2 separate regions of the Homo sapiens genome follow, and region 2 is linked to region 1. A link is a contact called in ENCODE Hi-C data. All regions are on one chromosome and are shown on one strand. Each heading gives the region's core, a stretch centred on a gene start or an enhancer-like site at or near the end of the contact. The rest is flanking DNA. Distances are from core to core; before and after follow the strand shown.

Region 1 (5,143 bases), core at 2,386-4,885:
TGCCTCTGGTGTGAGAAGCTGCCCGCGGCCCCTGCCAGCCCAGCAGGGAGCATGTCTGCACACGTGGGTCACAGAGACTTACCATGCTGGAGTGGACTGTAGCCTGCTCAATGTACCTTGCAATGCCCGTGACAAATGCATTCCTGTCCTCAAAGTTTGTGTCAAAGTTAGCCTGTGGAATTAGAGGACAGGAACATTTTGGTTGTTAGAAAACAGTTCCAAGTTGGCTGGGTGTCCAGAGGGCAAACTGCTGCCAACAAACAACGCAAGCTCTCTGTGGAAACCTCCTGCTGCGTCACCTTTCATCTTGCCCCTTCCCCACAAAGTCCCACTCTCAATCACACTGGGCAGGAGCTGGTGATGACAGGGTCTGCCGTCTGCTTCCCATCAGTAATCAGGTTCACTCATCTGAGCTTCAGAAGCAGATGCTTAAACTCCACAAGCCCAAATAGCTGCTAAAAGTTAAGATGTGCATTGCTTTGATTCGGCAGTTCCAGAAATACTCACCCAAGGGTGTGGATATATAGGTACAAGAATAATTACTGTGGCTGTTTTTTGTGATTAAAACAAACTGTAAACAACCTACATATCCATCAACAGTGAAAGGCTAAATATATATATATATATATATATATATACATAAAATAGCATATCCATAAATGGACTTTTAAGTACCATGAGGTGGCTAAGCCTAATGTGGTAGTATTGTGGTATTGTCATGGAAAAATATCCATAATAAATTTTAAGTTAAAAAGCCAACTCACAAAGCAATAAATATAGTATGGTTCTCTATTGGTTAAAAAAAAAATATATGTATATATATATGCATATATATACACACACACATATATATGTATATTTGGTAAAAAAGGTATATATCCGCATAGTTATAGAAAAAATTTATATGTTTTTGTATACTTTTTTGTATACTTTTCTGTATTGCTTATAATAAAAAAGATATTTGTATAATTAAAATTTTAATCTGGGTTAGAAGATGTGAATCAATGAAGTTTATGGGCCGAACCTTCAAGCATGTACTTCATACATCTACTGAATGAAATTTAAGAATTTATTATGTATTTATATTTAGTCTCCTGTAGCAATCTGAGAACTATCAAAAGGTCAAACACAGCTAAGACTTTCAAATTAGCATATCCTTTCTTAACATGGCATCTGGCCTGGCACACCCAGACAAGGGGCTATACCGACTCCCGGCCCTGATAGGTCATAGTTTGGAACAATCTGATGGTGGTTTATCACAAGCTTTGCTCTCTTAGGCAAAAGCAAACAACTGTGACCAGCTTCCCTGAGCCATGAGCTGCTATGAGGTGTTGTAGTGCCCTCCTCACATGCATGAAGGAAAAGTAATTACCCAGGCAGGCTCTGGGGTTTCTAAATTGCAATATTTAATTCATGAGGCCAGAGCTGCCAAAACCTTGGTTGGTACAGCAGCAAGAATAGCCTGGAAGGTATTTGGGGTCAAAGCAGATCAACAAGACTTCCCTGGGGGAGGGAGGGAAACAGTCCTGCGGCACATTTAGTAGCTAATCTGTTCCTTATACTCGGCTCTACCAGCGCACAAGGGACTCCATCAGCTCACAACCTTTCACCTTCTAGATGCAGACCTCCCCTTCCCTCTGCCTTAGGGCAAACTCTCTTAGGGGATCCCCAGAATTCCTGGGCCCCCTGGTGCTATCTACCATTTCCATTACCTGGTACATGATGGAGGAAGGTGGAGGCTCGATGCATGGCTGCTGGTCGGGGAGGGGAAGCTCTTCAAGCAGGTCCACGTTGGACAGGGCATCTTCCAGGGTGACGTGCGTGGTCATGGCTGCAGTTTCTGTATTCTGCACTGAAGGGAAGGAAGAGAAGGTCAGTGGAGAATTTCAGGGGCCTCTAAAATTCCTCTTAACCGCACCATGACCAGCATCCTTTGGGAGAATAAAGAGAGTTAAAATGCATTGAGGCCACTTCCACTCACCACTTCTTCCCAAGGTGCTCTCGATGTGTATCTTTTACATCTCAGGATCTCTTTATGGCTAACAAGGTATTTTGTGTGCACTTGGTTGAGCCTCACCACCACCCTCTGTGATCAACATGGAAGGTGGTACCCTATCCATATAACTGATGAAAAATCAAGGCTCAGAGAAATTATGTGATGCCCACACAGTCACGTGACCACAAGCGAGGGACCTCAAGTGGGATGTGAGAACATAGGTCATGGTTAGTTTCTCCACCTTTTGTTCTTCATAAGGATATTTATGAGTTCCACTCTTAAATTACCATGCAATACAATTATCCAGGATCGTGACAGCCAAGATAATCAACTGAAAACCAGAGCCCGGGTTTTTAGGCTAATTAAACTGGGATTAAAATAACTCAATTCCTGCAAATCAACCTTCTTTGCAAAGATGGAGGAGCCACTGTCTTCCTTGACCTGGGTATGTTTTGTGAGCCACATCAAACAAATCAGCCCTAAATGGATATTTCTGTGTCTTAGACCCTGGCACAGCGCAGCTGCTTTGATAGTATGTTTGGCAGGATTAGAAGCTGAAGAGAATCTGAACAGCACAGTTACCCAACTAGAGCTAATTCCTATTTTAAGAACTCAGCACCCAGCAAACAGAATACTCATTTTTCCCCCCAAACATATGTGAAACACTGCTTAAAAACTAATCATGATTTAGGCTATAAATCAGGTTCCCCCAAGTTTCTTCAAAAATGATGGCCTACAAGTCACATTCACTTATTATTAAATATAATTCAAGGAAATTAGAAATCAATAATGCAAATTGTAGCAATAAAATCCCATACCTTTGAAAATTTATAAAACATACTTCAAGGTCATTCATAACTAAAGAGGAATTCAAATAGAAATGATAAGATCTTTAGAAATGAAAGATGGAAAGCACTAATACATGTCTTCAACACATTTAGCTGAAAGAAAAGTGGAACTAAATGAAGTTAATGTTACACTCAAAAACCTTAAGAGAACAAAAATCAGCCCAGAGAAATGAGAACAGAGGGATTGAGAGTTACAAAGGCAGACATAAAGCAAAAAGCAAAGCAAAATAAAACGTTAACAGTAGAGGTGAACAAAAACACTAAAAGCTGAGTTTCAGAAAAATATTATTAATAATAATAAAGCCAACCCTAAACACACGATTAAGAGGGACACAAAGAGAAGGGCCACTGTGCTTGTCTGAGAATCCCTTCCTAACCACCTTCGATCCCAGGGAGTTGTGAGATCCTGGGGCTGGGATTTCTGCTGTGAATGTCAGTGAGTTTGCTTTGCTTGTTAGGAAATACAGTGTCTAACATTAGGGGGGAAAAGGACCATCAACACAAGAATTTGGTCCACGGGCTGCCAAGGACTAAAACAACTGCAGAATATACCTAAGGTCCTGCTGCCCCGAGACTAATACCTGCCTTAGGCCCAAGGCTGGGAGGGCAGACTGGGGCTGAGCCTTCACTGGCTGCTGTGCAGCTAACTAGATTCACATTTCACTGAGTTCTCAAACACACCTTCCCATCACGTACCATGACAACAGCAAATGCTGCATCCAGTGAGGGCTCACTGAGCCCAGAGGTAACTTCCTCATCTGCCCTCTGCAGAAGGCTGGTCTCCTATGGTGGTTTCAGGTCCTCTCCACACCTAAGCTTCTTCCTCTTCTCTCCCCCACAATTCTAAGTGTGGCATTCAGTTCTACAGCAAAACCACTTCACTGATCCATTGAAAGAAAAGAAAAAAAAAAGACTGTCTTCCTTCTTACACTACTACTAGGTCCATTTTACAGGAGGGAGTAATGATTTTACTGGGCATAATGATCTTCAACCTCCAAAGCCCTAGTAATTCTCTTCATTAATTCCAATTATAATAATAGTGAAACATTTCTTTAGCCCTTACTCTGTGTCAGACACTATGCGAAGTACTTGACTATTTCAATCTTGCATCCACCCTATAAAGGTAGGTACTATGATTATTCCCAGTCTATAGATGAACAAACAGAACCTCGGCATTTAATTTCATAGGATCAAGTGCTGGCAAGTGGTGGAGGGAGGTCTGACCCAGGTTTGTCCAGCTCCATAGTCTGAAGTCAGCTTCCTTACTACATACTTCCTTCCAAGGGCTCATGCTCACATTTTGAGATTACACTCGATAAGTGGAGGTTTATTTCATACCAACCTCTACGCTAGGTGTTTTCAAACACTCTGTGTTAATGGTTCTTGGCCCTGCTTGTGCCAAAAAATCATGTGCACAGCTTCTTAATAACACAATGCCTGGGTTCCAACCAGGGGACCAGGAAGACTGCATTTGAAAGGTGTCCTATCTCATTTTCAATAAGGAAAATCCAGATGAAACTTACAAGGAGATACACCATTTCTCACTGATTAGATCGACTCAAATCCAAAAGTTTGACTACACATGCTGTTGGCAAGACTATGGAGAAACAGGATCTACCAAACATTGTTAGTAGGGATGGCAAAATGACACAACTCCCGTAGGAGGAAATCTGGCAATATCTAACAAACTTCCATAAGCATTTTACCATTTGACCAGCAATCCCACTTCTAGGAATCTGTCCCAAAGATGCATTGACAAAAATACACAAAGATATATGCACAAGGCCATTCACAGCAGGACTACTTGTGATAGCAAAAACTGAAAACAGCAAACATCCATTGACATAGTTAGGATACTTGCCCTCACCCAAATCTCATGTTGAATTCTAATCCCCAGTGTTGGAGGTGGGGCCTGGTGGGAGGTGTTTGGATCATGTGGGCAGGTCCCTCATGAATGGCTTGGGCCATCCCCTTGGTGATGAGTGAGTTCTGAGTTCACAGGAGATCTGGTCATTTTAAAAGTGTGTGGCACCTCCCTCCCCCACACTGCCCACTCTCTTGCTCCTGCTTCCACCATATGGTATAACTGTTACCCCTCTGCCTTCTGCCATGATTGAAAGCTTTCTGTGGCCTCCCCAGAAGCTGAGCAGATGCTGGCACCATGCTTCCTGTACAGCCTGTGGAACCTTGAGGTCAATTAAACCTCTTTTCTTTATAAATTACCCAGTCTCAGATATTTCTTTATAGCAGTGCAAGAATGGCCTAATACATCCATTAACAGAGGACTGTCTGGATAAAC
Region 2 (5,291 bases), core at 1,712-4,211, 290 kb before region 1:
CAGAGGAGGTTCTAGGGTAGCACCAGGCCTGTGTCAGTGCTTAGTGCAGGAGAAAAGCATGAAGAAAGACAAGGAAAGCTAGTTACTGCTCCTAGCACAGGCGCCTTCTCTGAGTTTTGAGTCCTTGGAGAACACTTGCTGTAGAATATCTGGGAAATAACGAAAAGTGTAAAAGAAAATGATCTGCAACCCCCAAATCCACAGTTGCTGTTGATATTTTGTTTTTTTTCCCCTCCACATTCTTTGTGTGTTCCTATGGATATATATTGATAAAATTGGAACCATACCCATAAGTACAGTTTCGTGTCTTGCGTTTTTCACTTCACACCATGAGCGTTTTCCACATCATCAAATTCTCTGTAAAACATGATTTTAATGACTCTATACAAAGTTTTCAAAAGTTAAAAACACGACTCATACAAATGTGGCCAAGATTTATTCAACTCATTAATGAGGTAGCAAACAGGAGAGTAAAGCTGATTCAGGGAGCATTAGAAAGGGGTGATACAAGCATTGGAGAAAGAATGTTGAAATCATGTGGCCCAGGGCAGATGCAGAAATGGTGGATGCCCCATGAAGCAAACCATAATTCTTGGTTATCTTTCTTTTTTAATTTCCTTCCTTCATTCCTTCTTTTCTTTCTTTTTTTTTTTTTCAGAGTCTCTATCTGTTGCCCAGGCTGGCATGCAGTGGCACGATCTGGGCTCACTGCAGTCTCTGCTTCCTGGGTTCAAGCTATTCTCCTGCCTCAGCCTCCTGAGTAGCTGGGCTTATTGGCATGTGCCACCACACCCGGCTAGTTTTTGTATTTTTAGTAGAGACGGGGTTTCACCATGTTGGCCAGGCTAGTCTCAAATTCCTGACCTCAGGTGATCCGCCCGCCTCGGCCTCCTAAAGTGCTAGGATTACAGGCGTGAGCCATTGTGCCTGGCCAGGTTATCTTTTTACTATGCTGAAATCACTTACATCTCTGTCAGACAGAATTCTATAGATATATATAGATTATATAACTTCACAGAGTGTAGCTTTTAATCAATGGTAAATAAAAAGTCAATGGTACATTCCCCTAGATAATGCAGTAATCCATGGGTGAGTCTGTTAAACAATGCTCTGATACAACATTGAGAAGACATCTTGCTTGCTCTTGCCTTATTTCCAAGTTTTGGAGACCTTTTCTTAACATGTACTATGTTCCTCTTTTGGTGAGATTTTAGATTGCTTTCACTATTTTTTTACAATCGTAGATATCATTTAATTCCATTAAATGCTCCATTAAATATTATAGAATTCCTTTTTGTTTAAAATAATATAGACTTATCAGAGCCACCAGGGCAAGAGCGATGCTTGTCTTTTTTTTATTTCTGAGATGGAGTCTTGCTCTGTCACTCAGGCTGGAGTGCACTGGCGCAATCTTGGCCTCCCAGATTCAAGGGATTCTCGTGCCTCAGCCTCCTGAGTAGCTGGGATTACAGGCATGCGCCACCACACCCAGCTAATTTTCATATTTTTAGTAGAGACAGGGTTTCACCTTGTTGGCCAGGCTAGTCTCAAACTCCTGACTTCAGGTGATCCGCCCACCTCGGACCTCCAAAGTGCTGAGATTACAGGTTGTGAGCCACCGTTCCTGTCCTGCAGTATGCTTGTCTTGTTCCTCCATGAATATTAAGCACCTATTCATAGCATAGTACTTGGCACATAGTTAAGTACTCAGAAAATATTTGATAAATATATGAATGCATTGTTTCTAATATTTGCCTGTCTGATGAATTGGTGTTGGTCCAATAAGATTATTTTTAAAATCTATGTTGACTGCAAGTGCATTATATCGGTATTCTGAAGAGAATGTTAATAATTACTCATAATCACCACTCTAACAGAACAACTATGGCCATCTTTTTATCATTCATATTCTGTATGATTGATGTAGTTAGTTTAGACAGAATAGATTTTGGAGTCCTCAGCCCCATTCCCAGGAACACTACGGAGACCAGTCTGTTTAGGTGTCGGGAAATTACCATTTTGTTAAGATAGTCTGCCGCCAGTATTTGAGTTCTGCAGCGCCCTGAACAAATCTCTCCTATAGTTTAAATTCTCTTTCTTGCAAAACAGGACTCCTCCCAGTCTCTAGTAAAAATACAAAAAAATTAGCCGGGTGTGGTGGCGGGTGCCTGTAGTCCCAGCTACTCGGGAGGCTGAGGCAGGAGAATGGCATGAACCCGGAAGGCGGAGCTTGCAGTGAGCCGAGATCACACCACTGCACTCCAGCCTGGGCGACAAAGCGAGACTCCGTCTCAAAAGAAAAAAAAAACAGGACTCCTACTTCCTACTTCCCAGGGTTGCCTTGAGCATGAAGGAGAACTGGTTTGGGAGAGTGATTTGGGAAGTAGAAAGTGGAATACAAATGTAAACTTGCCATTAGGAAGCTCCAATTAATGTAACTTGATGCAGTGATGCTCTGCGGAGTAGGAGGCAATTTCATATTGACTCTTCACAATAAAGCTGTGAGATGGGCAGGTAGCATCTTTGTCTTCATTTTACAGGCAAGAAAACTAAAGCTCCATGGGAGCAGTATTCATGGGCTTGACCTCCAGAATATGCCCAGAATCCCACCGCTTCATTCCTCTCCACTGATGTCATTCTAATCTGAGCCACCATCATCTCTCACCAGGGCTCCAGCATATCTCTAGCCTGGCCTTCCTGCTTCTGCTCTCACTCTCGCCGCTCTGCCTCACCCCACCCCCATTCTCCACCACGCAGGCAGAGTGATCTTTTTTAAACTTAACACAGATCATATTGCTCTGTATTTAAAACACCCAGTGCCTTCCAAGTCTATTTATAAGAAAATCCAGACACTCTCCGTGGTCTCTGCATTATCAGACCCATGGCTGTCTTGCTGACCACATCTCATACCAACTTCCTCTTTCATTTACTAGCTACCCCTACCTTATGCTTGTTCCTTCAACAGGCCAAGTTCACTTCTGCTCAGGCAGGGCCATTGCACTTGCTGTTTCCTCTACCTGGGGCACTCTTCCCCCACGTTTTTGCATGGCTGCCTTCTGGCTCCTCAGGACTCAAATGCCATCTATGCTGATCATCCTGTTTCAAATAGGCACCTCCTGATAGATGTCTCTTTACTCCATGACCCCAACTTATTTTATTCAGGGTACTTAGCACCATGTGAGAACATTTGTTCATTGTCTGTCTCCCACCTTTACAAGTACAGAGACCTTATATGTCCTATTTACCACAATATCACCGACACCTAGAGTGCCTAGTTCCTAGGAAGTGCCAAGAGCCTGAAATCCAGCAAGTCTTCTAATGACCCAGTGCAGGGGCAGCTCACAGAAAGTGCATGTGTGGCTTAGCTGGGGTATAGAGGTCTGGGATTCCAATGGTTTTGCATCTTGTATTGGCAGGAGGAAGTGAGGAAGGCAGCCCCAAGCTGCAGCATGAACTTATCATACCTCAGTGGAAGACTTCAGAAAGCCCCGTGAGAGAAAAGGTAAGACTCAAAAGACCTCATTTACACTGGCAGGAGTTGACAACTGAGGTTTGGGCTACCTACTCAACTTTCTTAGAATCCCAGTCATCACCATTAGTTCTGTTTCTGGCCCACTCTGTCCTCTGGGTGCCCATTTTGGAGATCACAGATGGGACTTTCCTTCCTTGTATGACAAACTTCTAGAACACTTCCCAATGCTATTAGTTGAGGAAATGAAAATTCACATTAATGCTGACACAAGCTAAGTGCAGATGTGTTGGTGTCACAGAAATCACTTAGTCTTGATTGGAATTCATTAAATATTGTCATTGTTATTTTTGCTCTGCATAATACATACTTCATTTTCTTGAAGGAATAATGTACTTGGAGAGAAAAAAGATAATAATATAAACTATAAACTATTTTAATAAGACGCAGCGTAGAGACCTAGTACTGGGGAATGTATCTTAAAATCCAGTAGGCTCCCCTGGCCAGAACACCAGGAAAACACATAGGCTTTATCAAAGAGATTGGGAAGAAAACAAAAAACACTGTCCTGTTCTTGCAGAGAGGACCTGAGCATTTAGGATATTCTTTGTGGTTCTGGTTTTTGTTTTTTGTTTTTTTGTTTTTGTTTTTTTGTTTGTTTGTTTGTTTTGACAGAGTCTCACTCTGTCGCACAGGCTGGAGTGCAGTGACATGATCTCGGCTCACTGTGAGCTCCGCCTGGCAGGTTCAAGCGATTCTCATGCCTTAGCTTCCGGAGTAGCTGAGATTACATGTGTGTGCTGCGAAGCCAGGCTAATTTTTGTATTTTTAGTAGAGATGGGTTTTCACCATGTTGTCCAGGGTGGTCTCGAACTCCTGACCTCAAGTGATCCGCCCACGTAGTCCTCTCAAAGTGTTGGGATTACAGGCGTCAGCCACTGTGGCCCACTGTGGTTTTGGTTTTTCCAGCAAGTGAGACGTGAAAGAGCAAGAAAGGAAGATGCGGTTGTTGTGTGCCAGTAACCAGCTATGTGACCTGCCACTTGCGAAGTGGTAGATTTTCTTCATTTATAAAATAGTGCTTAGAGAGAATAAGGAGAAAAGAAAGCTGGGGAGAGGGGTTTTTTCTAAGATCTCTTTGGGTTAAAATGATTTGTGATTTATTGGGCAACATATAGGAGCAAGATTATAGCAGGAAAGAGATGTGTCAGGAAAGACTTCAGACATTGTGGCTGTTGAATCTGGAAAGATAAATGGAAAGGAGCAATGTCCAGGATCCTTGAAACTCTGGCCAGGATAATACAGACATGTCCAAAAAGGCTCCAACTTGGATTTACCAAGGGAACCTAACAGTGTAAATTTTAGGACAGACCAAGTGCGATGGCTCAAGCCTGTAATCCCAGCACTTTGGGAGGCTGAGGCAGGAGGATCATTTGAGGCCAGGAATTTAAGACCAGCCTGGGGCACCATACTGAGATCCTATCTCTACAAAAAAAAAAAAAAAAAAAAAAGAAAATTAGCTAGACCTAGGGGTGTGTGTCTGTAGTCCCAGCTACTCTGAAGGCTGAGGTGGGACGATCGCCTGAGCCCAGGAGTTTGAGGTTATAGTAAGATATAGTCGCATCAGCATCACTGTCCTCCAGTCTGAGTGACAATGCAAGACCTTGTCTCAAAAAAAAAAAAAAAAAAAAAATCAGGACAAATAAAAGCAAGTAACATTTTGTCCTAAAGGCAGTAAACGCATGGAATTCATTTCATCAAAAAGTAGGAGAGGCTGAAAATAGCTTCAGGAAAAGTCTCGACAAATTAATGGATGGTCATC

The links. A loop is a pair of places that touch in the nucleus more often than their neighbours do. Pooled maps may share reads with other maps.
Region 2: a loop to region 1 is called in a pooled map, with 2.2 times the contacts of the local background. The contact joins two enhancer-like sites. A Hi-C loop is called at or near these places in 6 of 50 pooled maps.

The regions. Positions count from the first base shown.
Region 1 is chr5:157,282,048-157,287,190 of GRCh38, reverse strand. CYFIP2 (cytoplasmic FMR1 interacting protein 2) reads right to left here. Exons shown (of 31, transcript NM_001037333.3): 2 at 1,713-1,852; 3 at 83-172. The coding sequence starts at 1,829. Among named protein-coding and RNA genes, the nearest start is that of CYFIP2, 18 kb to the right of the region's middle. RefSeq lists enhancers at 1-51, 52-552. Within about 2 kb of position 3,635, at least 5 of the 41 ENCODE cell types and tissues checked have a DNase peak (open chromatin) inside an H3K27ac peak, as active enhancers do.
Region 2 is chr5:157,569,106-157,574,396 of GRCh38, reverse strand. It overlaps ADAM19 (ADAM metallopeptidase domain 19), which reads left to right. Exons shown (of 23, transcript NM_033274.5): 2 at 3,417-3,502. Among named protein-coding and RNA genes, the nearest start is that of ADAM19, 4.0 kb to the left of the region's middle. RefSeq lists a silencer at 2,542-2,836 and enhancers at 2,798-2,917, 3,098-3,147. Within about 2 kb of position 2,961, at least 14 of the 41 ENCODE cell types and tissues checked have a DNase peak (open chromatin) inside an H3K27ac peak, as active enhancers do.